Linked DNA regions of Mus musculus: region 1 is linked to region 2. The links are chromatin contacts, found by Hi-C in ENCODE. All regions are on one chromosome and are shown on one strand. Each heading gives the region's core, a stretch centred on a gene start or an enhancer-like site at or near the end of the contact. The rest is flanking DNA. Distances are from core to core; before and after follow the strand shown.

Region 1 (2,806 bases), core at 307-2,806, 56 kb before region 2:
AAACAAAGACAACGTAATTTTTAATAACTTTTTTCTTTTAGGAGAAACAAATGTTTTTACACTAGTGACAGCGAAAGCCATGCTGGAGTTTGATCCAGAAGAAAACACTTGATCGCCGTGAGGCTAGGACCTTCCTCGTTGCCCTGTGACCTTAAATAGAAGGACTTGGTGGGGAAAGGATGATGCATCACAAAACAAGGAAGTTGGTTCAGGCAGGCCGTCCTTTTCACCCAAACAAGTCTATAAAGGAGACTCGTCTCAAAGCAAGTGAGCTTTGGCAACAGCACCCAGGCGCCTAAGCAGAGCGGTGTTTCTCCAGGTAAGCTGGCAGAGCAATGATCTGTTGCAGTCCCAACCCCCAGTACAGCAGGAAGCTGAAAAGTCAGGGCAGCGGTGCTGCAGGGGAGGCACAAGATGAGAGGCCGCCCACCACCGGCATGACTAAGTGCTCTTGGGGACAATCCCCACTCAGAGGGCAGAAAGCAAATATCCAGATGTTATGAGCTGTCAGACGTGATTAACTGAGGAAAGGTGAAGCTGCCCACTTAACCATCCGAGCAACCTTTCTCATCAGAACGACCCCAGAGTTCTCTGCAAAAACATTCACTGGCGAAATAAATGGGAGGCTCCGCCCAACTCCAGCGTTTGCTGCCCACCCTCCATCAAGTCAGAACAGCGGCCTATTTTAAACCGGTGGCAACGTGTTCTCTCGTGGAAACGTGTGGGTTTCCTGAGACAGGCTGGCGCTCCGAGAAGCAGGCACGCGGAAGGCTGCGCCCACTCGCCCATCCTTCCTCTCCCACAAGAGTAGAAGCAGGAGTTCCAGGAGGAGCAGGGGGGGAACTGCTGCCATCTTCCATGGCATTAACTCACTCTTCTGGGAAAGGAGAAGCTGAGGTCAGGTTAGGAGTGTGGCCCCATGTAAAGAAACTAATGGATACTGGGAAGAAGAAACCAAGCCTCAGATGCTGGCCTCTGCATCTTCTCTAGAACCTAGAACAGGAGTTTAAACGGATCTCAGTGTCTATGTAACATACTTCAAAGCAACTTTAAATGTAGCAGAAAATATTTCTTCGAACGCTGGAGACTTGCTTTTACCAAGGTCACAAAACCAAAAAAAAATTCAGAAAGCATTTTTTTTTTTTTTTTTTTTGGACACCAGGTTGTGTTTGACTTACAATCTCTCCAGCTGCTTCAGATCCTGGAAGGCGCCTCTCTCGATGATGCTGACTTGATTGTCTTCCAGATGCCTAGAATCAGAAAGGCAGCCAAGGTCAAGGACCGAAGAGGGATAGGGGTCCTCATGGGGGGCACTAGGCTGTGCACTCATATCACATACTCCCTCCTAGGACCCCCTAGGAGGATTCAATTGGAATCACTCTGATGGGACAAAATAACTCACATCCCAGTGTAGTGTCACGGTAAAAAGGGATTCAACACCCGCACACTTCTACCTGACAGATTGGCTTCCATGTCTCTATTTTAAGAATGTTACCAGCAAATGTCCCCCAGAGCACTGCAGAATCATGCACAGAAGCAGAGGGGGCAAAGCTGCTCTTTGGGGAAAAAAAAATGCAGATTCAATACCTCTTCTTTTGGAGCTCCTCCTCCAAGGATTCCAAAATACTTTACTGAAAAAGGCTTTCCCTGCTCAACCTCAAGGGTGGAGTCACTGTGAAACAGCACCGTGGCTAAGACATCTAGTCTGGACCCAGGGATTCTCTCATGTAGGGCCAGGCTCATCCAAACCTCCTAAAGATGTTCACGAAAGCTGTTCCTATGTAGGCTACATCTTTGCTGAACCTTAAGTTCTCCTGGTAGATGATTAAAAATCTTAAACACTCTGCATGAATTGGATCCATGCATGCCGCATACCTTGAGAGTCGATGATACAATGAAACATTTGTTTCCCTGACTTAAAAAAAGAAAGCAGATTAAAATGGATTAGTAAATAATCATTAGCTGAACATTAGGGACAACTGCAAAGATGATGTGGGAATCCTGAGTGGGGAAGGGGCCAAGAAATGACAGGACTGCAGTTTGGGACATGCTGTTGTGATCGGAGGTTGTTTCTAGGAAGGAGGGAGAATTCAGGAACGGTCCCAGTTCTCCTTGGGAATGGAGGAAGCATGCCCTTGGCTAGGGTACATCTTCCCTCCAAAACAGACCTTCCATGATGGCCGTACCTCTTGGACTGTCCTAACCGTCAGCATGGTGGCTTCAGGCTCAACCTTTGTGCTTCATTTCCTCATCTCTTCCCAAGGAATAAAGGATGGACCCTGTCTTCATCATACTCCTGGACCCAGCACAGTGTCCTACCCTAACAGCCTACTGAATCAGAAGCACAGCCGTGGGCCTAGCACACACTGGTTTCCCATAAAGGAAAACGTGGGTCAACAATGTGAGGTTTCTATCAGGGCACAGAGGGGTAATTGGTTGGCACAAGTATTTAAATACATTTGTGTTTATAAATGTTAACTGGCCAGAAGGGCCATTCTATTGGCCAGACTCTTCAACTCTTCCAAGCTCCACTTATGCGACTTCTGTCCTGTGGAGGCCAGCTCCTTCCAGGCCACTTTCTTAACAGATAAAAATATAGTAGCTATGAATTTGCCCAAGGGGAATCACAGAGCTAATGAAAGGATTTCAGGCCCCCAGTATACTTTTAGGATAATGGCTTCCAACCTCCCCGATGCTGCTTCGACCCTTTAATAGGTACCCCATTTTGTGGTGACTTCTAGTCATAAATTTATTTTCGTTGTTACTTCATAAGCAAATTTTGCTACTGTTCTGAATCGTAACGTAA
Region 2 (2,732 bases), core at 94-2,593:
TGGGTAGAGAGCAACTGGGCAGTGCAATGGCTGGAATTGTGACTAGGGCAAGCCTTCACCCACTCAGAGGCTCCAGCTCCCTCCACCACCAGGGCTCCATACTCCCTCACCCCGCCCCCAACTGTGGACTAAAAGGAGCCCACCCCCGGAGGCCAAATTTTGAATTTGGTCGTGAGGATCAAAATGATAAATCTTTCCAAAACGCTGACATAAGAAAAGTAAATATTTGGTTGCACAATTGGGGTTAAAACGAGGGTCAATCCACCCCACTCTCCAAGAGCCTCTCCGCTAGCTGCCAACCCCAGGATCCGAGGCTGAGTGCGGTTTGTAAGATTATAGCGCTAGGTCTCATTTAAAGGGCTGTCAGCATTTCCATTCTCCGGCCCGTTTGGGGAGGCATTTATAACCCGGCCATAAAAAATTCACCCGGGCTGCAACTTGGCATCCCCAATGCTGCACTCCAGGCAGGGAGGGTGTTGAGAGCACCCACTCAGAATCCGTCCGGTTTTTCAGAAGTTAAGACCTCTTTCGTACACACTCAACTTTCCTAGCAAGGACAGCCACACAGCAGCTGGCCCATTCTGATCTCCAGGAGGGTCGCAGGTTTTTTTTTTGGGGGGGGGGCGAGGGGGTCCGGGAAGGAGGCTCTCAGGTCTCTGCGATCGAAACTCCCCATCTCCGTCTAGCTTGCTACCTCGCCTCTCCCTCTTTAAGAAGCAAGGGGTAATGGACCCCTCATACCCAACCCCAAACCTTGAGACCACCACGCTCTCTGACACCCCCCCACTCCTCCGCGCTAGCCTTCTGCTAGCTTTATTCTCCCGATCTGTCAGCGGATAAGCCCCCGGTGCCCTCAACCAGGGAGGCACTACGCGGTCCCATCGCGGGGGCAACTCGTACACTTCTCTCCACACCTGCCCAAAGCCACGCCACCCCCAACTTATTGAGCGTGTCTGACAGCAGGGGTAGGGGAGTAGGGATCGTCCCCCATGCACCGGAGAGGAAAGAAGGACCTGCGCCCTGAGGGCGACTCTGTAGGAGCCAGCCGGGTGGGTGGCCTGAGCGGGCGGGCGGGGTGGGTACTCACAGGCGCTCTGCGTTGCGGGGGATGCCCCGAGGAACGGCGCGCAGGCCCAGCCCGTGGCAGTCCACGCTAGCGGCGGAGCAGGTACACTTGGTGGGGCAGGCGGCAGCAGGGGGTCCGCTCAGGATGCTCGCAAGCGCCAAGCCCAGCGCCAGGCGGGCGCGCACAGCGGCGCCGGCCCCGGTCCGGCCGAGGGCCATGGTGCACAAGCGCCCGCACCCAGAGGAGGATGCCTGGCGAGGCGGGACACGAGGAGCCCGAGGAGGCGCGCGGGCGGCCTGGGGGGCGGGCGGCGGAGTTAGCGCGGAGGAGGGGCGGGCGCGGCGCTCAGGCGCACGGGGTGCGGGCGGAGCGGGGCGCGCCGGGCGGCGGCGGCAGCAGCTCCATCCGTGGGGCTGGCGCTGCCCCGCTGCGCATCACTCACGGTGCCCAGGTACCGAGCGCCCTCGGGTCCCTCTGGGTCGCCGGTAGAGGTGAGGGCTCTGTCTGGGTCCTGGACTGAGCGCCAGGGAGCACCGTGCCCCGGGAAGTCCGGCTCAGGGCTGGGCTGCGGAGCACAGAGGCGGCTGGGGCACGGAGTGGTCCGGAGAGCTAGCCGGCGCTCGCTTTCTCCATTCACTGAGCAGGGTAGACACCGGAGACGCGGGGCCCGGCCCCTCCCGCCCCCCTCCCAAAACACCAGCTCCGCCTCCCATTGGCTGCGCTGAGCGTCACGTCGACTAAGTTGGGAACTTTGCTGGAGCAACCAAGAGCCTGTAGGGAGGAGGCAGCAGGGGAGCTAGAGAGACCCAACTGGGAAGGAAAGGGACTTGGCCAGCCCGGGCCGCCAGGAAAGAAACATTGAAATTCATTTATTCTTGGGAGCCAAGAACTGATAAACCTCGTGGCTTCATTTTTTTTTTTTAATTCAGTCACCGAGCTGGATACAGAATACCCACATGGGAGCATCAGAAACTAGGCTTCATGTTTTAGGTGAAAGAGTCAAAGTTGGACTAAGTGAAATGATTATCCGAGACCATACAGCTACTAGGCATTCTGTACCCTGACACATTTATCCGTGGAAACTTTGCCCCTACCCTAATTAGTGTTCACAGCTAAGGCCAACAACTATTTCCTAGAGGACTTACAGATTAGAGAACACTACACAGACACACAGTCACAGTCAGTCAGTCAGTCAGTCAGTCAGTCTGTCTGTCTATCTCTCTGTCTCTCTCTCTCTCTGTAGTAAATGTAAGAACTTGGACCCCGGTATTGACACCATCACTTCATCTGCTTCCTGTCTAGGGGACTAAGGGGCAATCATGTCACCTGCGGACCTTTATTTCCTTATTTCAAGGTGCCACCGTTCTGACAGACTTCCCTTGCACATCAAAGAAAAGAACGTGATTTTATAAAATAGTGCAGTAGCATGCAAGGGACCTATTCCCCATCCCCCTCCTCCCCAGCCTTGCCTTCATTCTGCCAGTGCCTGCTCTAAATTGGCTGGTCTGAGCTTTTCCAGATGCCGGTGGGGAAGGGCCATGTTACAGGCTCCATACATACTTGTAGGAATGATGTTGTTTGTTTGTTTGAAGGGAAGGGGCAGGAACTGGAGGAAATATTGCCCAGACTTCCTTGAGATCCTCTTGTACTGGAAAGGTCTGAAATA

What was found. A loop is a pair of places that touch in the nucleus more often than their neighbours do.
Region 1: a map of left cerebral cortex shows a loop between it and region 2 (5-fold over the local background). The contact joins the enhancer-like site here to the promoter of Slit3 in region 2. A Hi-C loop is called at or near these places in 4 of 37 maps with a recorded cell type or tissue (all left cerebral cortex).

The regions. Positions count from the first base shown.
Region 1 is chr11:35,176,227-35,179,032 of GRCm38, reverse strand. Slit3 (slit guidance ligand 3) reads right to left here. Exons shown (of 36, transcript NM_011412.3): 3 at 1,179-1,250. Among named protein-coding and RNA genes, the nearest start is that of Gm26070, 37 kb to the left of the region's middle. Within about 2 kb of position 1,556, at least 1 of the 3 ENCODE cell types and tissues checked has a DNase peak (open chromatin) inside an H3K27ac peak, as active enhancers do; it is left cerebral cortex, where a contact is called at or near this core.
Region 2 is chr11:35,120,067-35,122,798 of GRCm38, reverse strand. It overlaps Slit3 (slit guidance ligand 3), which reads right to left and starts at 1,343. Exons shown (of 36, transcript NM_011412.3): 1 at 1,088-1,343. The coding sequence starts at 1,284.